3 separate regions of the Mus musculus genome follow, and all the other regions are linked to region 1. Evidence: chromatin loops called from intact Hi-C (ENCODE). Cell type or tissue: left cerebral cortex. All regions are shown on one strand.

The links. Peaks named below come from ENCODE experiments on the same cell type or tissue, not always from the same donor. Only the 100,000 strongest peaks of a DNase experiment are listed, where the experiment ranks them.
Region 2: a loop joins it to region 1, with 3 times the contacts of the local background. A loop is called at or near these places in 19 of 42 quality-filtered maps.
Region 3: it touches region 1 in a loop (3-fold over the local background); 6 of 42 quality-filtered maps call a loop at or near these places.

What each region holds. Positions count from the first base shown.
Region 1 is chr11:53,465,757-53,473,756 of GRCm38, reverse strand. Shroom1 (shroom family member 1) reads right to left here. Exons shown (of 8, transcript NM_027917.3): 5 at 7,713-8,000; 6 at 7,501-7,633; 7 at 7,107-7,379; 8 at 5,991-6,994. The coding sequence ends at 6,662. Among named protein-coding and RNA genes, the nearest start is that of Sowaha, 10 kb to the left of the region's middle. In left cerebral cortex, CTCF peaks have their summits at 882 (motif pointing left), 3,668 (motif pointing left), 5,056 (motif pointing left) and 7,009 (motif pointing right); DNase peaks (open chromatin) are centred at 3,626, 3,918, 6,988, 7,275 and 1 more place; H3K4me3 peaks cover 1,154 bases; H3K27ac peaks cover 4,552 bases.
Region 2 is chr11:53,624,094-53,632,093 of GRCm38, reverse strand. Il13 (interleukin 13) reads left to right here. Exons shown (of 4, transcript NM_008355.3): 4 at 1-771. The coding sequence ends at 29. Among named protein-coding and RNA genes, the nearest start is that of Il13, 6.6 kb to the left of the region's middle. In left cerebral cortex, CTCF peaks have their summits at 4,013 and 7,783 (motif pointing right); a DNase peak (open chromatin) is centred at 4,012.
Region 3 is chr11:53,845,319-53,853,318 of GRCm38, reverse strand. Gm12216 (predicted gene 12216) reads left to right here. Exons shown (of 4, transcript NR_033332.1): 2 at 3,209-3,314. Gm30785 (a long non-coding RNA gene) reads right to left here. Exons shown (of 3, transcript XR_879845.2): 3 at 5,615-5,957. Among named protein-coding and RNA genes, the nearest start is that of Gm30785, 9.1 kb to the right of the region's middle. In left cerebral cortex, CTCF peaks have their summits at 3,208 (motif pointing right) and 6,605 (motif pointing left); a DNase peak (open chromatin) is centred at 3,231.

The sequences.
Region 1 (8,000 bases):
GCATAGCATCATCCCTAAACCCATTCATTGACTGTGAGGGTTAGTGTTGGCGACCTGAATCTGGTAGCATCTAGAGAGATGGGCTTCTGAAAATTACCTTGATTATATGACTTGATCTTGGGTGGGACCACACCCTGGGCAGGGAATCCTGGACTGTGTAAAACAGAGAGAGGAAGCTGAGTAGAGACAAGCTCACATTCATCTCTCTCTGCTTCCTGTCTGGACACGGTGTGACCAGCTGCTCCAACCACCAGCGGCCTTGCATTCTCTGCCCAGATGGACTGCACCCTGGAACTGCCATTCTGATTAAAGCCTCACTCCCTTACTTTGTTTTTAATCACAGGACCAGACACGAAAACAGTGACTCTGGGCTATTCTCCACACTCCATCTCTGTCCTCTGTGGGATGAAAGACTGGCAGTTCCCATCCTGCAGACTGCGGGAGAAGGAGCGACACCAAGTGAATAGTTAGGACTCTCGGAGATCTGCAACCTATGGGCAGGGGTTGGGGGTGCTGAGTTGTTTCCAGGATTTGCTTTACATCATTCTTTTAAAAAAACAAAACAAAACAAACAAACAAACAAACAAAAACAAACCAAACCAAACCCAAAAAAAAAAAACCCACATTTGTGTTTGCAAACAAACATACTTCATTCTATTAGGAAAAATGTAAAGGGGAGTTAACCCACTTTTGTATGGTAGCAATTAAAATAGGATCAACAGGGCTGGAGCAGTGGCTCAGCAGGTAAGAGCACTGACTGCTTCTCCAGATGATCTAGGTTCTATTCCCAGCACTGACATGGCAGCTTCCGGTCCCATTCCATCTGTGACTCCAGTTCCAGGGGATCCGACACCCTCTACTGGATTCTGCAGGCACATACATGCAGGCAAAACACCCATATACATAAAATAATATTTTTTGTTCCTTTTGAGACAGGGTCTCATTGTCAAATTCTGTCAATTAGACAAAAGCCAGCATTTCTCAGGAACTACCAAAGGAGTCCGCCTCCTTATCACTGGTAGAAAGGTCAAGTGGCTATCTGTAGTGCCCATTGTCATACTAACATATATGATGGCCTCCACGCTCCCTCAGTATTACAAGAACCTGTTACAGAGTCAGTGCTAGCATCCTGGACCTTCTCACCCTGCCTCTTACCCTAAACTTCTCCAGCTCATGGGCTTCCCTCCCCTAGTTTCTCACTCTTGTTCTAACCTTGCTACTTCAGCTATGTCCTCCCCTGGTCTTCTCTCTCTCTCTCTCTCTCTCTCTCTCTCTCTCTCTCTCTCTCTCTTTCTCTCTCTCTCTCCTCCTTCCATACATATATTTAAATAGTATTTAAATAGACATGTACATATATACATATTTAAATCTAAGGCAGACATAATAGTGCCTGCCTTTAATCCCAGCACTCAGAAAGTAGAGGCAGGAGTATTTCTTGTGAGTTCCAGGTTAGCCTGGTCTACATTGATAAGTTCTAGGCGAGCCAGGGCTAAATAGTAAGACCCTTTCTCAAAAAAAATAAATTAAAATCATCAGGTGGGTATAGGGGTACATTCCTGTGACCCCATAAGGTGAGACAGAAGACTAGGGACTCAATGTCATCCTGAATATTGATATACAGAGTTCAAGGCTAGCCTGGGGTACTTGAGGTCTTGTCTCAAAATAATAGCCATCCTCTTTAGAACCAACAATATCACTCTTTCAATATTTTATTAATTTTTTTATGTTATGTGCATGTGTATGGGCATGTGTGTGTGTGTGTGTGTGTGTGAGAGAGAGAGAGAGAGAGAGAGAGAGAAAGAGAGAGAGGGAGGGAGAGAGAGAGAGAGAGAGAGAGAGAGAGAGAGAGATGGCACATGTGTGGAGGCCAGAGAATGACTTCCAGGAGTTAGCTCTTTCCTTCTGCTGTACAGGTCCCAGAGATAAAACCGGGTTGTTGTCAGGATTGGCATCTGGTATCTTCAATCACTGAGCTATGTCTCTTTGTTCCTTCCCTTTTGGGGGGTGGGGGTGGGGTGGGGTGGTGGTTCAAGACAGGGTTTGTTTATGTAGCCCTGGCTGTTCTGGAACTCACTCTGTAGACCACACTGGCCCTGAACTCACACATATCCTCCTGATTCTGCCTCCCAAGTGAATACCGTCTTTCTTAGCTCACATCCCTCTACTATCCTTACCTTCTCCATCTAAACTGCCACCAAGTGAGCTGAAAGCACCTGCCAATCTTTGTAAAGATGCTCTCAGGGGCTGGAGAGGTGGCTCAGTGGTTAAGATCCCTGCTTGCTCTGGCAGAGGACCTGGGTTCTGTTCCCAGTATCTACGTGGCCCTTCACAACTATCTGTAACTCCAGAGTCAGGGGTTCCTGCTCCAGAGTCAGGGGTTCCTGCTCCAGAGTCAGGGGCTCCTGCTGCAGAGTCAGGGGTTCCCACTCCAGAGTCAGGGGTTCCCGCTCCAGAGTCAGGGGTTCCCACTCCAGAGTCAGGGGCTCCTGCTGCAGAGTCAGGGGTTCCCGCTCCAAAGTCAGGGACTCCTGTTCCTCCTTCTTTTGATCTCCAAAGGCACCATCAAGCACGCATGTGGCACACAGACACGCATGCAAGAAAATAGTGAACATAAATTAATCTAAAAGAGGAGGAGGAGGAGGAGGAGGAGGAGGAGTTGAAAGAGGATCCAAGGTGGAGGGGAAGTGGAAGAGGGGGATACAGGAAAAGAAGAGAAAGCATAGAGGGGGAGGGGGAAGAGAAAGAAGAAATCTTTATCCATTCCTCTCCCCCCCCCCGGGAGGGGGTGGGGAACCAAATTCTCTTGGTGGAAAAGCTGAGTGATTTAAATACCAAAGATAACAGACAGTAGCCCCCTAAGCGTGGTGGCTGAGTTGTGACAGTAACACCAGGAATCTTGAGAGGATTTCTTCACAGAAAGTGTAGTCCTTCTTTATCCCACCATTCACCTCTTCTGGGTACAGAGCATTTGCCCTAACCTTCCCTGGGAGCCTCTGCCATCTGAATGGCCAGTGCCTCCATCAGTATCTGTGAGGACCCAGAGTTTCCGCTAGTTACTGACTGAGGAACGTTTTGTAACGAGCAGAATGTTCTCGACAGCTTGGGGTGCCGAAGAACATAGCTTCCCCATTCCATTTCCAATTTACAGTATTAAAGTAAAAAGTACACCAATTAAATTCTTAGGAGGAGGTGGAAGAGCGGGGGCGGGATGAGCGGGAGGGAGGCCGCGGTGATGCCTGTTGCCCAGCAACAGCAGCCAAAGCCAAACATCCAGCAAGGCCCAGAGCGCCGCCTCCAGCAGCCGAGGGAGAGAGCGACACCGAATCACTGCTCAAACTGCGGAGGCAGCGGACAGATACGTTCTTGAACGGATGCTCTGGGCCCACATCCCCAGCTTCTCTCCTCGGCACATCTCATTTAGTCAACAATTTTCCAACGCAGGCCTGTTGGCAGTGAAAGGCAAGCTAGCCTTTTCCTTCTTAGCTAGCCAGAATTTCTTTCTGACAGAAGCAAAAGGCTCAGTTCCAGCCTTCAAGCCCAACAGGGACATTGCCCATCAGAGCCAGGCCAAGTCCTGGTATCTAGACTGGAGCTTGTGCGAGCTCCCTAGGCTGCCGGTGGCCACGGTGTGGGTGGAAGCTTCCATGATAAGGGAACAGTGCCATCTGCTGGCGGTGTATCGCAGGGCCAACGAACGCATCAGGTTCCAAGTACCCCCCAAAAGTCTTGAAGTCTGCGATGCTCTGCTGTGAATTCTTGAGTGCCCTCAAAAGAAACCACCGATTGGACAGGATAAAAACTGAGGCAAGAACGAGACAAGATCAGGCTGGACCCAAGGACCAGCTCTGGAACTGTGACTCAAAAACTGTCAGGGTTGAGCACGGAAATCTCGTTATTTCCCCTTCGAAAAATCTGGCGCAGAACCAAGGTTTGTTCTAGCCTAAAGATGGCAGTCGTCCCTATACCCACCCATAAGCCAGAAATGCTTTGAAATACACACTTTCCATTGGCTGAGTGGACAGTGTTAGGTGTGTTTCTAAGAATATCATAACAGAAGCATGATGTTTCAAATGGGAATTGCGTAGGGCAACAGGCAGAGATCAGCAGCTTCCACGCAGAAGGCTCCTCCAAGAGACCTTAGTGCCCGGACCCTGCCCACAGGGTTCAAGGCGACACAAGGAAAGCATAACGTTAGACCTGCAATGGCCTCAGCAGGAGCCCCATATGCGTTTTATAAAATATCACAATGAGAACATTGTTCTGTGCTCAATAGCCCGACTGTTGCAACTGATGCCTTTAGTATGAATAGGGCCATTTACAGTTCTCAGCCATTTGCACTTAGTGACAATACACATCAGAAAACAAGCCCAGAAGCAGAGATTTTTTTCGCTCTGAGGCCCATTGGCTTTAAATACACATACACGCGCCCTTTAATGTGCCCAACTTCCAAAAATACCCTGAGCCTTTGAGAGAAAATATTCTTATCCCTGCTGTTTGCAACTGATATACTGACTCGGGTCTCATGTTAATTTGCAAAGCTGGTTGTCTGTACATAGGGCTGAACAAATGGAGCCGGTTTTGTCCTGTGTTTTGGACCATCACATACCACCCCAGGATCAGTCTTCTCTAAATACAGTACAAGCCCTAGCTGCCTTTCTGGGACTTCAGGCCTCATCTTCATCTGTAACTCATGGTTCTCAAGAAAAACCTTCCACACAGCCTGGCAAATGCTATGATGACAGACTCTAACTTCAGCAGACTTTCTTTCTTTCTTTCTTTCTTTCTTTCTTTCTTTCTTTCTTTCTTTCTTTCTATATTTATTTTGGAGGCATAGTTAGTTGGTAAGGGTCAGACAAAACCATGTGTTTGTGTATGGGTGTGTGACTGCCACAGCATTTGTGTTGGGTCAAAAGACAATTTCTGGGGCTTGAGAGATGGCTCAGCGGTTAAGAGCATGGACTGCTCTTTCAAAGGTTCTGTGTTCAATTCCCAGCAACCACATGGTGGCTCACAACCATCTGTAATCTGTAATGGGATCTGATGCCCTCTTCTGGTGTGTCTGAGGACAGCAGCAGTGTACTCATACATAAAAGAATAAATAAATTACAAAAAAAGAAAAAGAAAGAAAGACAACTTCTGGGAGTTGGTTCTTCTGTGGAATCTGGGGTTTGAACTCAGGTTATCAGACTTCTATAGCAAATGCTTTTGTGTGGTGATCCAGTTACCAGGGCAGTTAGCAATTGCTGGGGTGGGGGTGGGGGTCAGTGGAATGCCCCTCAGCCCCTCCTGCTTTCAAACCTGGTTCTCCAGTCTCTTCAGACATTGCTGAGCCAGACTGACACTTTACCAAGTCTCTCTTCCATTTTGGTCAGCCTGGACTGTTGCTGGAGTTTGTCAATCTCACACACACACACACACACACACACACACACAGAGAGAGAGAGAGAGAGAGAGAGAGAGAGAGAGAGAGAGAGAGTGTTAGTTTCCCTTGTCGGCTGCAGGCAATGCATGCTCCTCTTAGAGAGTTTATTAGAATATAAAATGCAATGCTTGTTTATACCTTAAGCTTCTTCTCTCTTGACCCTCCTGCCTCCCACCAACTCTGACAGAGGGACTCGCCATCACACGGGAGTGTGCAGGGTTTATAATCCTTCCTCATGCTTTTTTTTTTTTTTTTTTTTTTGGTTTTGTTCTTTGGTTTTTTTGTTTTTGTTGTTGTTGTTTTTGTTTGTTTGTTTGTTTTTGTTTTGTTTTATGAGACAGGGTTTTTCTGTGTAGCCCTGGCTGTCCTGGAACTCACTCTGTAGACCAGGCTGGCCTTGAACTCAGAGATCTGCCTGCCTCTGCCTCCCAAGTGCTGGGATTAAAGGCGTGCACCACTACGCCCGGCTTGTGCTTTGTTTTTGTGGTCGCTCTATGAGGGCTTGAACCCAGACTCTCACACATGGCAAGCAAGCACTCTACAGCTCTATCTGTAGCCCTCTCTTTAAGTTACTTTTATATTTATTTGTTTATTTAGGGGTGTTGTGCCTGCATGTATGTCTGTGCATTACCTGTGTGCAAACCAGAGAGTGTCAGATTCCCTGGAACTGGAGTTACAGACGGGTGTGGGCCATATACCATAGATGCGTGAAATAAAACCCAGGTCCTCTGGCAGAACAGCACGTGATCTTAACTGCTGGTCCATCTCTTCACACACACACACACCCCCAACCCTGTATCCCCAACTCCCACCCCTGCAGACTTCTTTTTTCTGTCTTTTGTGGAGGCAGACCTCCCCCAACCCTGTATACCTAACCCGAAACCCTGCAGCCCTCTTTTTACGTCTTATTTTGAGGGAGAGTCTCCTAAGTTGTCCAGGCTGGCTTTGAGTTCCCTTTGTAGCCCGGATAGACCTTACACTTGAAATCTTCAGCTTCCCATATAGCGGGGAGTACAGCTACACCACCAGGCCAGGCTTTGAATACTGCAGTTTTTACGACCCACAAATTCCCAAAGAATTACAAACTTGAATAAGGTCACAGGAGAACACCGTGGGAAGATGTGTCCTAGGAAGGCCTGGTCTGACTCCTCCCTACTCCCTCAAGGGAAAGCTCTCTATAAAGCATCGCCCCAGTTGTGGGTGAGCCTGGGACAATGTTCCCACCTCCGCTACATGTAACTAGATAAGGGTAGCAAGAAAAGGTTGTTTGTTTAGAGGACGGATTGCTGGGGCCCAGGTCAGTCTGGGAGAAAGGGGATGATGGCTGAGGTCGCTCCAGATAGTGTCCAGTTGGTCCTTAAGGAACCGGATTCGATCGTCCAGGCTGCGCTGCTGTGACAGGATCCTGGCCTTGGAGGCCAGCAGCACACAATAGGAGCGCAGATGCTCTGCGGGCAGCTCCCGCTCCAACACCTGACGCAGGGTTTGCTCCCGCCGAGCCACGTGCTCCTTCAGCTCCTTAGCTTCTTCTTGCTGTCGCTGCAGAAGTTGGAGTCGCTGCAGCAGAGAGGCCTGGAACCACCGGGAGAGGGCGCAGTGAACACCGTTGCTTCCCGGATGATCCGGGCGGTAGAAGGAAGGCCCCTCCAAACCCTGCTCTTCCCCCAACCTCAACCTATTTTACCCTCTCATCAGGGTCGCTGTTTGAGCCCGCCCTAGCCAAGGCGAGGTTTACACGGACCAGGCGACTGCCTAGCAGCAGCAGCAGACCAAGCACACGCTCTAGATCAGTCATGAACCGGCGGAACCGTTCCAGCTCCCGGGGTGTACAGGCCTGGCTCACAGCAGCCTCTAGAGCTCCGTTGCGTTGGGTCCAGTCTGCGGCGGTCCCCCGCAGTCGCTCCTGCTCAGCGTGAAGATCCTGCAGCATCTTTTGGAGGAGGCGGGCTAGTTCCACCTACCGGGAGGGCCTAAGTATTCAAAAACTGGGCCAAGTCTGGATTTCTCCAACCAGACACTAAGCCGCGGCCCCACCCAGCTTCCATCCCCCTACCCACCCCACCCCTTCCCCCACTCACTTTCTTGGCCTGGGTGCTGTTTCCTTCTGGGAATTCCTGGCCACTTGATTGGTCAGGGTCGGGGGTAGAGTTTTCAGACCTTGATGCCTCTTGGGAAGTCTGCAGGTCCTGCGTGAGGTGGTGTCCACAAGACCTGAGGACAAAGCCAAAGTTCTCTGAATCTTTCTGCCTTAGACTGCAGATACTCAGAATCAGGAGTCCTTAATGCTCACCCTTCCTCCGATGCGCCAGCAGCCTTCTCTCCCATCTCCTCAAGGGCTGGCCTCATCGCACTTCGGATCTCTTCGACAGGAAAAAGCCCATCCAGCAGGCCCTGCGGTGGCTCTGGACCGGGCTGGGCGGCAAGAGTACGGCTCAAAGAGGGATCCAGTCTGGCCAGCTCTTGAACCAGCGCCTCAAAATGCCGACTAGGCCAAGTAGTCTTGGAATCAAACTGGCCCCAAGTCAGGGAAGTGTGGTGAGGGGACCCTGGAGTCTCAGAGTCTGAAGGTCTCAAGACA
Region 2 (8,000 bases), 160 kb before region 1:
AGCAACTGTTTCGCCACGGCCCCTTCTAATGAGGAGAGACCATCCCTGGGCATCTCAGCTGTGGACTCATTTTCCTTTCTCACATCAGACTTTGCTGGGGAGAGGCAGGGAGGAGGGTTGAGGAGGAAGGGAGATGCCTCAGCTTTGGCCTCAGCCTGCACTGCCTGCCTAGTGCTCAGGGTCTCAGCCTGGCAACACCCCCACCCCACCCCCACCCCCGCCGCCCCATCCCATCCCTACAGAAAACTGCAGCAAGACCGTGAGTCCAGCCTGTGGCCTGGTCCACACAGGGCAACTGAGGCAGGCAGCAGCTTGAGCACATTTCTTCTTGATCTTATTTATTATGGTTGTGTGTTATTTAAATGAGTCTGTCAGTATCCCGGTGGGGACATGGTTTGCTGCCTATGCCCTGGGGGCTCCAGCATTGAAGCAGTGGGCTCTGGGGTCCCTGGCAATATTACTGTATACATAACTCTGCTACCTCACTGTAGCCTCCAGGTCTCACCCCAGGCAGGAGATGGGAGGGGAGGCCAGAGCAACACTCCTGTCTGCCACGGCAGCAACCAGCCCTCAGCCATGAAATAACTTATTGTTTTGTTCTTATATTTAAAGTATTAAATAGCTTAGCAAAGAGTTAATAATATATGGAAGAATGGCCTGTTACACTCAAGGTGATGTGTAGTGAATGGGGGGAGGGTGGTGGGTTTGTCACTGAACAAACTTTTCATTGACTGTCAAACTAGAAACCGGAAATAAAGATGGTGACAGATAGGCCTGCCTGCTTTGGCTGTCTTTTTTTGGGGGGCCCTGGGGGATGCTGCTCTGTGGGCTCCAAACTGAGGAGCCCAGTGTGGGGTAGGCTGCTCAAAGGAGAGATAGGAGGAGTGATGAGCAGGACCTGGGCTGAGAGAGAGTAAGTCCTCTGGTCTGTGGCCGACCGAGGAGACACGCCCCCTGTCTACTGTGGGGGATCCGGGGGAGCTTGGGCCAGGAAATGTCTGGGGCAAGCGGGGAACCTCTTGGGTATCTCCTGATGACTGGCCAGCTTTGTCTGTACCACCCACACAGTCTCAGGTCTCCCTTGCCACCCTAGGAGGGCACATAAGAGCCCGAGGCATGGGCTGGAGAGATGGCTCAGTGGTTAGGAGCACTGACTGAGCCAGGCAGTGGTAGCACACGCCTTTAATCCCAGCAGATGCAGATACAGATGCAGGCGGATTTCTGAGTTCGAGGCCAGCTTGGTCTACAGAGTGAGTTCCAGGACAGCCAGGGATACACAGAGAAACCCTGTCACCACAAAACAAAAAAACAAAACAACAACATCAACAAAAAGAGCCCGAGGCATGATGCGGGCAGGAGGCTCGTCCAAGGCATGTACTGGGAGGAAATAAAGGCTACATTCTGCCTCCTCTTTCAAAAGTCACCCGCCTAAATGCATGGCTCTTTCCAGTATACTGCCTGTTTGGATGTCCCCTGGTGATGAGACATTCACCACTTACTTTCTAAGGACAAACTGTTCAGTTTTGTACGCTGGGATGGACCAGATACATGTGGGGACTAGGGTAGACAGACATGGAAGACAGCACCTCAGAGCAGGTGGCCTGCCTCTCCCTTGCTGGCCCGCAAGCTGGAGTGTTGGGAACGGCTGCATCAGTAAGCGCTAGCTAACATGATGTCTGGTGGCATCCTTGGGAGGTGCTGCCCAGAGCGGAAAGCCACTGAGAAGGGCAGGAAACTTGTGTGGCAGGCGTGGGGTGGGGGTCAGGGACCGCTCAAACTCTGAATGACAGCAGGAGCCCTCCTGGAACAGGCCAGATCTGAGATTCCAGTACTCAAAGTTGCATGTCAACCCAGCAACACCAGATGACATGGCAGCAACTTAGCCAACGCATGGGGAATAGTCTCCCCTTCCTGCCTCACAGCTGACAAAGAAGAGAGGCAGAAGAGACCAAGCAATAGCGCCCAGAGCCAGCTACTCTGCAAGAAAGGGAATATGGATAGCAGGGCAGGACTGGCTTCCAGTCCTGCCAGAGAGGTCACCTTTTCTGAGGACTATCTGTGCTGGCACAGCACCGGCCACCCAGATTGAGTACTGAAGGACATGGTGCCAGACAGAACTTACAAAGGCAGGGAAGAGGATGTCTCCTCCATCTTTCCTGCTGGGAGCCCTGCTGGAGAGTTCGGGGTGAGCAGTGGCCTTCTCTCCTCCTTCTCTACCCATGGTCTAAAATCAAAGATTAAATGGACCATTTTTTGTTGGTTTTTTGCTTTTGTTGTTGTTTTGGGTTTTTTTTGTTTTGTTTTTTTGTTTTCTTGGGGTTTTTTTTGTTTGTTTGTTTTTTGGTTTTTGGTTTTTTTTGAGACAAGAGTTTCTCTCTGTGGCCCTGCCTATTCTGAGACTTGATATGTAGACCAGGCTGGCCTCAAACTCGTATTCACCTGCCTCTACCTCCCCAGTGCTGATATTAAAGATGTGCGCCACACTGACCAGCTTGCTTTGCTATTTTTAAAAAAGGGTGAAATGTGTATGTGTGTGCGCCCATGTATGTACATGTATGTGCATGTGTGAGTGTGCATGTGTGTGTGACTGTGTATGCATATACATATACATGTGTGTATGAGTGTGTGTGTGTATGTGTGTGTGACTGTGTATGCATATATATATACATGTGTGTATGAGTGTGTGTGTGTATGTGTGTGTACCCATGTATGTACATGTATGTGCATGTGTGAGTGTGCATGTGTGTGTGACTGTGTGCATGTGTATACATGTGTGTGTGTGTGTGTGTGTGTGTGTGTGCGTGCGCACTCGTGTAGATAAGCTAGAGGACAACCTTGGGTGTTATCCTCAGGAGCCGTCTACCTGCTCTCTATATGTCTCTCACTCACTGATCTAGAACTTTTCTTATTAGGCTATGCTGGCTGGTCAGCAACCCCCAAAGATCCTTTAACTTCTGCCTCCCCCGTGCTGAAGTTCCGAGTGTGCACCCCCTGCCCTTTTCCTCATGCTTTCAAGGCAAGCTTTTTACCCACTGAACCCTCTCTCCAGGCCCCAAGAACAATATTTCTCAAAAATATTTCTGTGAATAGATTATAGCTTCATCTTTACCCAGGTCCCCTAACTGGCCAAAGTGTCAGCCTGTCTGTCTGAAATAAGGGACATGGTTCAGGGGGATAAAAAGCTCTTGCTATTCAAGCCTGATGACCTATGCTCAATGTCTGGAACTTGTACAAAAGGTCAGACACAGGAAGAGCAACTGGAATGCCAGTGCTCTTACAGTAATACAGGAGATGGAGACAGGAGAATTGCCCTGAAACCCATGGAACAGCTGTCCCTCAAGAAACAGGAAGAAACAGGGTTGGAGAGATGGCTCAGAGCCATCTGGTTAAGAGCACTGGCTAATCTTCTGGAGACCCTAGGTTTAATGCCTAGCCCTCACAAGACTATAATTCTAGTCCCAGAGGATCTGACGCCCTCTCGTAGCCTCCACGGGTATTGCACACACATGGTGCACAGAGGTATACATGCAGGCAAACCCTTATCATGTAAGATAAGAAAATACAATCTCAACTGGGCATGGTGTCACACACCTTTAATCCCAGCACTCAGAAAGCAGAGGCAGGCAGATCTCTGTGAGTTTGAGGTCAGTCTGATTTGTAAAGTTGAGTTCAACAACATCCAAGGCTGTTTCACAGAGAAACCCTGTCTTGAACTCCACCTCAAAAAAAAAAAAAAAAAAAAAAGTAAGGTCAAAAGCAAGAACCAAAAGTTGTTCTTTGACCTCCATCCATACGTATGGAGCTGCACAGGTGCACATGCGTTTAAACGTTTGTGTATACACAGACACATAGACATAAACACACACACACACACACACACACACACACACACACACACACACACACACACTCATTTTTTAAATGAAGGAGGTCTCTCTTCCAGTCCAGTTCCAAAAGGAGCCTTCACTCTACAAGATGCATATGGAGCCATTCCAAGTCTCACCACTAGGGGTCCACAGCTAGTCATATCCTCATCCTGTCCACAGCTCCAATTCTTCACACTTCTACACTGTGCCTCAGACAGAGGGGGAACCTGTGGTTCTCAATAGGGAGCACTGGGCCCTTTGGGGACAGAGGATGCCTTACACTGTCACAAGACAAAGCCGCTAAAGCTGACAGCAAGGAGGTGTCCCAGTAGGAGCAAGAGCAGGAGGAAGAAGCAGGAGAAATTTAACTTTGACGCATCAACTTGACTCTAGGTCCTAGAAGAGCCATTGGACATCTAGGAAGCCACTGGGCACTTTCTCTAATATGCAAAAGAAACTCTCAGCAAGGCCAGAGACAGGGGAGCTGAAGAGAGCTGAGAGCCTGTGGTGAGTGGGAGACAGAGCTGGTCAGAGCGTAGGGCGAGCTGCCCCTCAGCACCCCAGGCTCAGGAGGTTTCACTGAAGGCGAGAGGGACGGGGGTGGGGGGTGGGGGGGCTCAGGTGAGAAATGAGATTCAATTTCCGTTGAACTCCACAGCAAACAAACACTTCTGCTACTCAGGCAAGGTGTTGAAAACACAGTCACTTCAGGGGTTTCTCTGCTCAGTATGCAGAGGAGCTGTGCAGAGGACTAGGCCTATGTCAGACAATGGTGTCTGAGGACAGCTAGGAGGATGGGGCTAATTAAGCCATCCACTGTCACATTTACGCTGCAGCCTCGCCTTTCCCCTTGCAGGCAGCTGGTCAGTGGGTACCAGGTCTGTTTCCCTCCTCTCCTCTGAGATGGTGGCAGGTGCTGCTGGCCACGCACCAGGCTGAGTGTCCTGACCATGGGGAACCCCGGTTGTCTGGTCCCGCACTTTAGGCTGGTCAGGCCTAGAGCTGTGTCCATAGCCACCTTCCCCCACAGTGCCCCCTCTCACTGTGAAAACTAAAAGTCACGAGGCCTCATTATCTTCATTCATTTCTCGGCTCCACCCAAAAGCGACAGAGCGCATGGCTTGCAACGAACTTTCCCAGATCAACTGATTTCTCGGCAGCCAGGGAGGGCCCCATGACGAAGCCACTCGAAATCCCAGAAGCAATTTTCTACTTACGACCTCACTTTCTGTTGCTCTCTCTTCCTCCCCCTCCACAGTGCCATCTCGAGTGGAAAGTGATCCCCTCGCAGAGGGCCTAAGAAACTCCCCCAGCCCTGCTCTGTCTGGGCTGCTGTGTGGTCAGAGGTGACGCAGGCACCAAAATTAAATATAGCAAACCTCGTCATCTCCGCTCTGAGCATCACAGTGGACCAGTGTGTGGGGGCTGCATTGCTCTTCCTGCAGCCCTTGTGCGGCAGCAGCCCTCATGGGGCAGCCAGGTTATGGCCACCTGTGATTCCTGGCTGATTCCTAGCCCTACCCAGGCCCGCTCTTAAGGAGTTCCAGGGATATCCGGAGGGAAAAGCAATTTCTCATCTATTTTATTCCTCCATGTTCTCCTCCCTGCTACATACTCTTTTGTTTGTTTGTTTGTTTGTTTTTTGTTTTTGTTTTTGTTTTCGAGACAGGGTTTCTCTGTATAGCCCTGGCTGTCCTGGAACTCACTCTGTAGAGCAGGCTGGCCTTGAACTCATAAATCCACCTGCCTCTGCCTCCCAAGTGCTAGGATTAAAGGCGTGCGCCACCACTGCCTGGCATGCAGCACATTCTTGAGGTCCATGGAAGGGACAGATCAGGACTTGGGCTGGAGACAGGACAGTGTCCTAGAACTCTCAGCAATTCCAGGAAAGGATCCGGCCTGGGATGGCCACAGCTGTAACCCTGCCAGAAGTGCCTTCTCCTCGCCTGAGGCTGAGGCTGCAGGGACACATGATCCTTACAGAGGAGAATAGCTGCTGATGTCAACTGTGCTTTCTCTGTCTCTCTGTGTCTGTGTGTGTGTCTCTATCTCTCTGCCTGTCTGTCTCTGTCTCTCTGTCTGTCTGTTTCTCTCTGTCTGTCTGTTTCTCTCTGTCTGTCTGTTTCTCTCTGTCTGTCTGTTTCTCTCTGTCTCTGTCTCTCTCTGTCTCTGTCTCTCTCTGTCTCTGTCTCTCTCTGTCTCTCTCTGTCTCTCTCTGTCTGTCTGTCTCTCTCTCTCTCTCTCTCTCTCTCTCGTGAGAAATCGTCCCAGGCATCTCAGGAAACAGAGGAGCCCAAGGCCACACAGACACTTGTCCACACACCCTCTTCTCTAGTGCATGTACTTTGGTAGGGTCCTCTCTATGTCTGTGATCATGGTTCCTTATCTGGACCTTTCGAAGACATAGGCAGAAGACATGCAGCCAAAGGCTCAGGGAAAGAATTCAGAGTTAAATCAACTCTGGCTTTAAGTTCCATGGTGTCCCCAAATTGCAGAACTTGTTGCTTGGGCTAAGTCTCAGGTGCCACTCTGAGGCAGAGCTCCATCCATCTACCCACCCACCCATCCATCTCACCCACCCATCCTCCCATCCATCCATCCATCCTCAGGGATTCACTGCAGCCTTACCAGGTACCACGGATCTGGTTCCTGAGCACAGCAAGGTTAGGTTACATCCAGTGAGACAGTGAGACAACATAGAGCAACAGCACAGAGGTGCCAGGCACCTCGGAAGCCACAGAGGAGAAGCCACTGGCCAGTGGTTGGGGCAGAGCACAGGAAGCCAAGTACACCTCACTCGTGAGATGGGTGAAAACAGAGGTCTGGCTGGCTGGAGAGAGTCTGTGTGAGAGACGTTCTTTGCATTAGCAAGACCAAAGCATCAAACAAGAGTACTGGAGTGACCCAAGTCTTGATCAGACAGACGCACAGCACATGAAGCCTAACTCCGGCACTCAGGAGGTATAGGTAGGAGGGACAGGAGTTTGAGGACTGTGAAAAATGTCTAAGACCTTGAGGCCAAGCCGTATCTGAATCAGATTTTAGCAGAGCCATTCTGGCAGTGAGGGCTGCAAAGGGCAGGGTCAGGGAGACTGCTTATCAGGTTCCTGTAGAGACCCGGGTGGGACAGGATGGCAGTAGAGAGGGGAGAGTCTAATTCTGGAGAGGTGTGTATGCAAATTACATGTTTATACTTTATATAATATAAAGTAAACATGCATACGATATCTACTGCCTCTTAATATACACACTCAGTTTCTATGAATTCTATGTTTGTGTAGAGGATGAATGTCTGTGTACAACATGTAGAGGCAGATGAGAAGGTCAAGTATCTCCCTTCTTCTGAAGACAGTGTCTCTCACGGAGCCTGGAGCTAGGCTGGCAGCCAGCGATCCCAGTCACTCTTCTGTCCCCATCTCCACAGTGAGGGGGTTCCCAGGTGCCTGTGGGACCACGTTGGCTTTTTTATATGGGTGCTGGGGATCTGAACCCAGCCCTCACGCTTGCTTGGCAAGCTCTCTTAGCCTGAAACATCTTCCCAGCCCAGTACTTAAATATAAACCCATGCACACTTTTCTGCAGAGCTGCACACATTACCCATGTGCACTACCACTGAGCTATGCCTCTGAGCCACATATCAACTTTTTTGGTTTGGTTTTATTTGTTTCTAGTTTTGTTTTGTTTTTGAGACAACGTAGCCCTGGCTGTCCTGGAGCTTGCTGTGTAGACCAGGCTGGCCTTGAACTCACAGAGATCATCCTACCTCTGCTGCCCAAATACTGGTATTAAAGGCATGAACCATCATGCCCTGGCCCCAAATCAGTTTTTGTTTTGTTTTGTTTTTGTTTTTTAAAAGTGTGTGTGTGTGTGTGTGTGTGTGTGCAATGCCCCCAAAGGCCAGGAGAGGGCATCCGATCCCTGGGAGCTGGAGTTACAGGTGGTGGAAAGTCAACTGATGTGGGTGCTGGGAACCTAACTGGGCCCTCTGCAAGCACGGTACAAACTCTTGACTGCTGAGCCACCTCCCCACCTTCTAAGGGATTTATTCTAAAAATGTCAAATATTTACAAAATACCCCTGAGGAACCCATTACCCAGCCTCAATGGTTAGCATGTGAGGGTCGATTTGTCTCAT
Region 3 (8,000 bases), 380 kb before region 1:
TAAAAAGTGTGATAGCAAGCCCCTCTAATCCCCCAGCTTGGGAGGCAGAAGCAGGAAGATCAAGATCATGCTTGGTTACTTGAGTTTGAAGCCAGCCTGAGAAACATGAGACCTTGTTTCAAGAACCAGTGTGATGGAGATATGGCTCAGGAGTTACGGCTCCTCTTCTAGAGGTTCAATTCCCAGCACCCATATGGTAGCAAACCACTGTCTGTAGCTCTAGTTCCAGGGGATCAGTGTCTTCCTTTGGCCTCCATGGGCACTGTATACATGTGCTATACAGACCTACATGTAGGCAAACATCCATACATACATGTAAAATTTAAAAACAAACAACAACAAAAACTTGAGAGTTTGAGGGATGGCTCAGTGGTTAAGAGCACTGGCTGTTCTTCAGAGGAGCCAGGCTCAATTCCCAGTACCCACATGGTGGCTCATGGTTCCATCACTCCTGTTCCAGGGGCTCTAGTGCTTTGTTTTCTGGCCTCCACCTGCACCAGGCATACACATACCATTTGCAAACAAACCATTTTTATATATTAACACACATACATACATAGACACACACACACACAGAGTGAACTTTCCCCTGCCCCTAAGTCTGCCAGATTTGCCATCTGCAGGCAGGCCTTGGTCTCTTTATGCTCTTAGAATCCAGTTAGGCCCCTGTGACCCTGCATGCAGCAAGGGGACTGGAGCAGGGGGCACATTGCAGGGAAGCAGCCTTCCTAATCATCTCCCAGTCTTTTCCGGGTACTAGAGCTGGCTCTTCACTGAAGCGAAGGCTGCTCTCTGACACACAGCCTCATCATCTCCCACTGCTGCTATCCAGGTCTTAGGACCTGAGTTCGATCGCACATAAGAGAGAGAAGCAAATTCCACAAATTGTCCTCTGTCATTTGCTCATGCACACACCACTCGGTGGCTTAAAATAACACAGTCATTATTTAAGGGTTCTGGAAGAGTCTGGCAGTATCGAATTCTTTCAGGAACCCCTAAGGAGGAACTGTGATTAATACATTCACCTGAATGCTCTCTCCTTCTCAAGACACTCACTCACATCTGCATCACCCCCTTGTCTGTGTGCAGGAGCATATGACAGTCTCAGGAATTCAGACATCCACATCATTGGAGAGATGATTGCCTTTCAACTCACTACCTAGCATAATCTTTTAAAAACACACATCTGAGCACATTATTCCTCTCTGCCCAGGACCCTGAGAGTTGCTGTGGTTCACAGAGGATACGACTGTTTGGCATCAAGTGCACTGAAAGGCTGGCCACGCCCCTTCTTAGCCGCCTGCTGCCTCCACACCGCTTCCTGTCTGTGACCTAACCTGTACACAGAGCATGCTCCCTACTGCAGGTCTCCACCCCACCCAAGATGTCCTCACTCTACAGAGAGTAGCAAATATTCCTGTGGTAACACTCTAGGCGGCAGGGACCACAGTTACTATGTAAAGACTCCATAGGAGCTAAGAGCCTGGCTAAAGCTTGCCTATGATTGTATCCCTAGCAGGTGCCCGACATGCAGTTGCAAGCAAAACCTGACATGGTCAGGGAGCTCTTGAAGACAAAGGAATATACACGAGATTTGTTTGTTGATCTCGTTTTCTACCGCCTATACTTTGCTCGTGCTCAGCATGTGTGTCTGTGAGTGTGCATGTGCACATGTGTATTATGGATGTGTGTGTGTGTGTGTGTGTGTGTGTGTGTGCATATACAAGGCATGGTGAATGTGTGAAGATCAAAGGACAAGTTCAGCCTATGGTCCTCACCTTCCACTTTGCTGGAAGCAGAGTCTGGGTTGGTTGCCTCTGTGCTGTGCCCTCCTGGCTAAGTGGCCTGTGAGCTTCTGGTGATTCTCCTGTCTCATCTCCTGCTTCCCCATAGGAGCGTTTGGAGTATAGATGCATGCACCACTGCACCTGGCTTTACATGAGTTCTGGGGAATCGAACTCAGGTCTTGATGCTTGCTTGTTTGCTTGCTTGCTTGCTTGCTTGCTTGCTTGCTTGCTTGCTCCTGTGCAGGTACTTACCCACTGAGCCATTGTGTAGCTCCTGCTCCGCATTTACCATCTTTCCTGTGTTACCTCTAGTAGTAGAGTGGAAGCCCTGAGAGGAGAAATTTATCTTGTGTGTATGCATCTCTCACCCCAAATACCAGGGCGGTGCTGTATTCGTGAAGATGTGGGAACAGCCTCCAGGGTACTCAGCATCTCCAGGTTTCCATTTCTCACCAACCTCTTTGAAATCAGCTGATATCCCCATTCTTCATTTTAATCACCCAGCCTAATTTTGACATTAGGCTGACTGGTGGAGACCTTTTAAAAAACATTCACCTGTTGCTCTGAGGATTCAATAAATGAATAAAAGCCAAGCATGTGGTCTACAGCTGCGTGTGGGTTAGCTGCTGTCATTAAGAAATGTCTGTGGGTTGGTGTGTTAATCTTAGCTCTTGGAGGGCTAAGGCAGGTAGATCTCTGAGTTGGAGGCCAGCCTGGTCTATACAGTGAGTTCTGTGATAGCCAGGCTATGTAGAAAGACTTATCTTGGGGTTAGGGGGAGAAAAATAAAAGAAAGAAAAATTGGATGGGACTGGCAAGCTTGCTCAGTGGGGTAAAGGCACTTCTCTTCTACCCTGATAATCTGAGTTCAATCCCCAAGACCCACAGAGTAGAAGGAAAGACCAAATTCCTGAAAGTTGTCCTCTGACTTCCACACACACGCTGTAGAGCATACATGCCAACACACACACTCCCCTCCCAAGTCGACGAATACATACATGTAATATTTTTTTAATGTTTATACTTGCCAGATGTTGCGGCACTTACCCCCAGTCTCAGCACTTCGTAGGATGAGGCAGGGGGATCACAGGTTTCAGGCCAGCTTTGATATCAAGGTCTAAAAAATAAAATTTAAACAGCAGCTAGGTGTGGTGGCCTGTGCCTTTTAATCTCTGGAGGCAGAGACATCCAGATCTCTGTGGGTTTGAGGCCAGCCTGGTCCACAAAGCAAGTTCCAGGCCAACCAGCGCTACACAGCCCAGTCTCAAAATAAAAATAAAATAAAATAAAATAAAATAAAATAAAATAAAATAAAATAGAAAGGGCAGGGAGGTAGGGAGGGCCAGAAGAGCTTGCTTTGGTGGGTGGCTTTAGCTGAGTGCTCTGGGTCAGTCTTAAGTGTTTCTATGTCTGGCCTGCAGGTGGCAGCATGCCCCGGGCCTCCTTGTGATGTCAGGAGGCTGGACAGCCAAGAAAGAAGAAAATGGACTCCCTCCTTCTGAAGACTTGCCTGGAAGCCAGCCCCGAGTGAGTGTGAGCTTTTGCAGCCTCCTGCGTTAGATTGTAGGCGCTGATGTGAACCACATGTGTTCTGTGTTGGAGTTGTTAGTTGATATTCACAATTCGTCTACAAAACCATAATCTGTGAAACCAGCTATCTTTTTAATGTTGCAGGGAATGAAGGACTCCGGGTGGGAGTGGGGAAAGTGCACCCCAGTAGCTCAGCAGGTGTGTGGTATGTTGGAGTGTGAGGTATCTGTGCTAGGCTCTTTAGTCGCTCTCACAGCTGCTCTGTAGTGCTTCAGGGTCCACTGGGGACTTATCCTGGCTCACCAGATCCCGATTTCTGTCAGCCCTAAGGCCAGACTACTCCCTTGATCACCCCACCCACAACCCATTAGTTTAATAGCTTACTTACCCTAAGACCTTATTTGTGCTTCAGTCCTTTGAGGGGCTGGAGAGACCTCAGGGGCTGCGAATGCTTGCGGGTGGAGAACACATCCTTTTCTTTCTAGAGGACATGAGTTCCGTTCCTAGCTCATAACCCACCCCTGGAACTCCAGCTCCAGAGACTGATGTGTTCCTCGGGCCTCTCATGGCACACACACACACAGCTGTGCACATGCACAGGCACAAAAAATAACGCTTTAAAGAAAACTCAGTGGACTTGAATGGGCTGGTGGTCTATTTTTTTTTAATCCCATTTTGTTAGTGTTTCTACCAAATGTTGTATTGTTGTTGAGATTACCTCTGCCTTTTCATGCCAAAGTCACTGCACCCCTCCTTCCTTCTACCCGCCCTCCCTGAATTTCACCTGCTGGGCTTGGTGTGATGACTGTCCCTCAGCTGCGATCCCTTTAAGTCCCCACCTGAGAAGGTTCCTGTGACATCAGCAGCAACCTTGGTGGTCCCTGTTGCTCAGCCCCAACCTGGGTCAGCTTTGCTCCACACTGTCTTCATCCTATGGAATTCCAGACACTCAGCTGGAATGTTGGATCTTAATTTTACCAAACACCCTGCTTAAGAGAGAGGTTTTGCTGGGCGGTGGTGCTGCACGCCTTTAATCCCAGCACTTGGGAGGCAGAGGCAGGTGGATTTCTGAGTTCGAGGCCAGTCTGGTCTACAGAGTGAGTTCCAGGACAGCCAGGGCTATACTGAGAAACCCTGTCTTGAAAAACAAAAAACAAACAAACAAAAAAAGAGTGAGGTTTTTATGGTTGGAAGAAAGAGGTATTTTGTAAATCAAGTTTGCTTTTTGTCTTTTGCCTAAAATTACTAATTTTTAAAAAGTATTTAAATTTGGGCCTGGGCATAATAGTTCATATCTTTAGTTCTAGGGCTGCAGGCTGATCTCTATGGGTTTGAGGAAACCTTGATCTACATAGTAAGTTCCCAGACAGCCAGGGCTACGTAGTGAGACTCTCCAAGTATGATCGCTGTCTTCAAACACTCCAGAAGAGGGCATGGGATCCCATTACAGATGGGTATGAGCCCCATGTGGGGGCTGGAATTGAACTCAGGACCTCTGGAAGAGCAGTCAGTGCTCTTAACCGCTGAGCCATCTCTCCTGCCTTCCAAAACAACTTTTTAATTGATGTATTTTGTTTACAATCCAGTTTCTTTCTCCCTCTCCTGCTCCCTCCTACCTTCACCCCTCCTTCCTCGCTTTGTTTTTTTTTTTGTTTTGTTTTTGTTTTTGTTTTTTTTGAAACAGAGTTTCAACAGTAGCCCTGGCTGTCTGAGAACTCACTCTGTAGACCAGGCTGGCTTCCAACTTATAGATCTGCCTGCCTCTGCCTCCTAAGTGGTGGGCTTGAAGATGGGCACCATGCAGTTTAGTTCCTTTCTCTTCTCTCTCTTAAATTGTCTTCATTTGTTTGCTGTTTCATTTTGGCTATCTGTGGCAGTGGGTTTATTCTCAAGCACAGTCAATAGCCTAGAGAAAGAATTACTACCAGGAGGAGGGGGATGGACGTGGGGTGGCTCAGCAGGCGAAGGTGCTTGCCGCCAAGTCCAGAGACCTGAGTTCAGTCCACAAGACCCACATGGCAGAGAGAGAGAACCAACTCCCACAAGATGTTCTCTGATGTCCATTGTGGTGCTTACAAGTGCACACAGACAGGCACACAAAATAAAATGGAACTTCAAACATGTTTTTTTTTTTTTTTAAAGATTTATTTATTTATTATATGTAAGTACACTGTAGCTGTCTTCAGACACTCCAGAAGAGGGCGTCAGATCTCGTTACGGATGGTTGTGAGCCACCATGTGGTTGCTGGGATTTGAACTCTGGACCTTCAGAAGAGCAGTCGGGTGCTCTTACCCACTGAGCCATCTCACCAGCCCCCAAACATGTTTTTAAACAGCTAATATTAGGGCTGGAGATGTAGCTCAGTGGTAGAAAAAAAAACAACGGCTGGTGGTGGTGGTGATGTTATTCTTTAGTTAGAAATACAGAAGTCAGGGCTAGGGGTGTCACCCAGGGAACTGGCCTACCCTGAGTTTCATTCCCAGCACCTAAAAAAAATGAGAGAGAGAGAGAGAGAGAGAGAGAGAGAGAGAGAGAGAACGAACTGTGACTTACAGAACAAGTTAGGATGCCCCAAGACCCCTGGTTTCTTACCCCTTTGGCCTCCAGTGGATGGGAGATGAACCACATTTGTCTTCATACTGACCAGAAAAACAAAGTGAAATTAACGAGAAACAAAAACATAATCTTCAAACTATACCTGACTTTAAACTTACTATCCTTTATTCAACTGTCTGTCCCGTTTCTTTTAACCCAAATTGTTGAAACACCCTGGCCAAACTTCCCTGATCTGCATGATTCAGATTTTACTGGTTAAGGGTTGAAGTCGCATCACAAGAGCCAGAATGCTTGCCTAGGATGTCCAAGTCTGCATGCTTCGGCCCCAGCACCACAAAGTTAACAAACAAATTACCAGTTAGAGGACAGATGGTGCAGCTAGCTGGTAAAATGTGTCAGATTCCATTCTGCAAACTGGAAAGGGTTGTTGGTGGTGGTGGTTTGGTTTTGAGACAGGGTTTCGTCTCCCTGGCTATCCTGGAACTCCCTTTGTAGACCAGGATGGCATCAAACTCACAGAGACCTACCTGCCTCTGCCTCCCAGGCTGGGATTAAAGATGTGCCCCGGGGGCTGGTGAGATGGCTCAGGGGGTAAGAGCACCCGACTGCTCTTCCAAAGGTCCGAAGTTCAAATCCCAGCAACCACATGGTGGCTCACAACCACCTGTAACAGAGATCTGATGCCCTCTTCTGGTGCGTCAAGACAGCTACAGTGTACTTACATATAATAAATAAACAAATCTTAAAAAAAAAAATGTGCCCCACCACCTCCCAGCTTGGAAAAGTTTTCTTTTAAAACTTGAAAAGCCCTCCTCTGTACCGAGGTTTTGCGACACATTTGAGGGACTCACACCAACAAACACTGAACTCCAGGGGCATAGCTGGCTTGGCTTCATTCTAGAAACTGATACAAAAGAACCAAATTCTTGCTGCAAGTGAGCTGTTATCCCAGTCAGTGACTTTGGGAGCAGTCTTCATCTTTTAAGTGCTTGCAGATGTCTGGATGGGTGTTATCTGAGTTGGTTAAGCGCTGGTCACAGATAGCTAAGATTCTCATACAAGTCTTCCCAAACATGTCTGACTGACTGCTATGAACCAGGAACCTCTGGGACAAATGGGGCATTTCATGCTGCCTGACTTGGGTCAGTAGGCACCCCAACTATGAATTTGTGATTTGGGGAGTGTTTTGTTTTTTTAATTTTCCTTTAAAAACAAACAAACAAACAAAAAACCTGCACACACAACTGTAATAATAATTTTTTAAAAAATAAGCAAGAAATGAAAGTATGGGTCTTGAGGTTTTTCTGGAGAGAATGGGCAGTTGTTGAGAGTGGAGACTCTTCCCAGGGCTTTCCCAAGGTGGACTGAACAGGGGAGTAGGAGCAGTGGAGGCCAGGACCAGAGAGAGGAGAGAAATAGCAGAAGTTGGGATGTAGCTTGGGGGCCTGGGGTGCTGCTGGGTAGCTACAGGACATTGTTCCCTGAGCCTGCCCCTGTCTACAGCATGGGTGGCTGGAATTCTCCCTACCACCTCTGTGTGCCCGTGTTCAGCTTCTTGCCCACCCGGCCTTAGAAAGCCCTGGGGCTGGGCTGCTGCTTTTGAGTAAAACACAGGTGTGAGCGCCTTGGGGAAGGACAGAGCAGGCGGGGACACAGTCATAAGGCATTTCCGGGTGGGTTGTTTTGAAGTCACCACTTAGCAGTTTTCAGTTGAATTGTGTTTTCCTTCCGGCAGCCCTTCCTTCACTGAGACTGCAATACTGGTGATTGCACTGGGCTCTGTTTTTAGGGAGCTCCTCCGCTGGTATGGTCTGCTTTGGAATAGAAGTGAATTTCCCTCCCCCCCACCCCCACACAGGCCAAACATGTAAAAAGGGGTGTGGCTTAAATGTGTCTCCAATTTAATTTCTAGGTTTCATTCCCTTGCTTGGAAAATAGAGGGAGTGTTGGGGTCACTCTTAAACACATTATAAGGTGTAACTTCCAGTGAGTCAGTAGTTTTATTTGTAAATTTTTTTTTGGTTACATATTTGCCCTCTGAACCATCTCACTGGCCTAGTATGTGTGTATGGTATGGTATGTATGTATGTATGTATGTATTGTGGTGCTGGGAACTAAACCCAGAA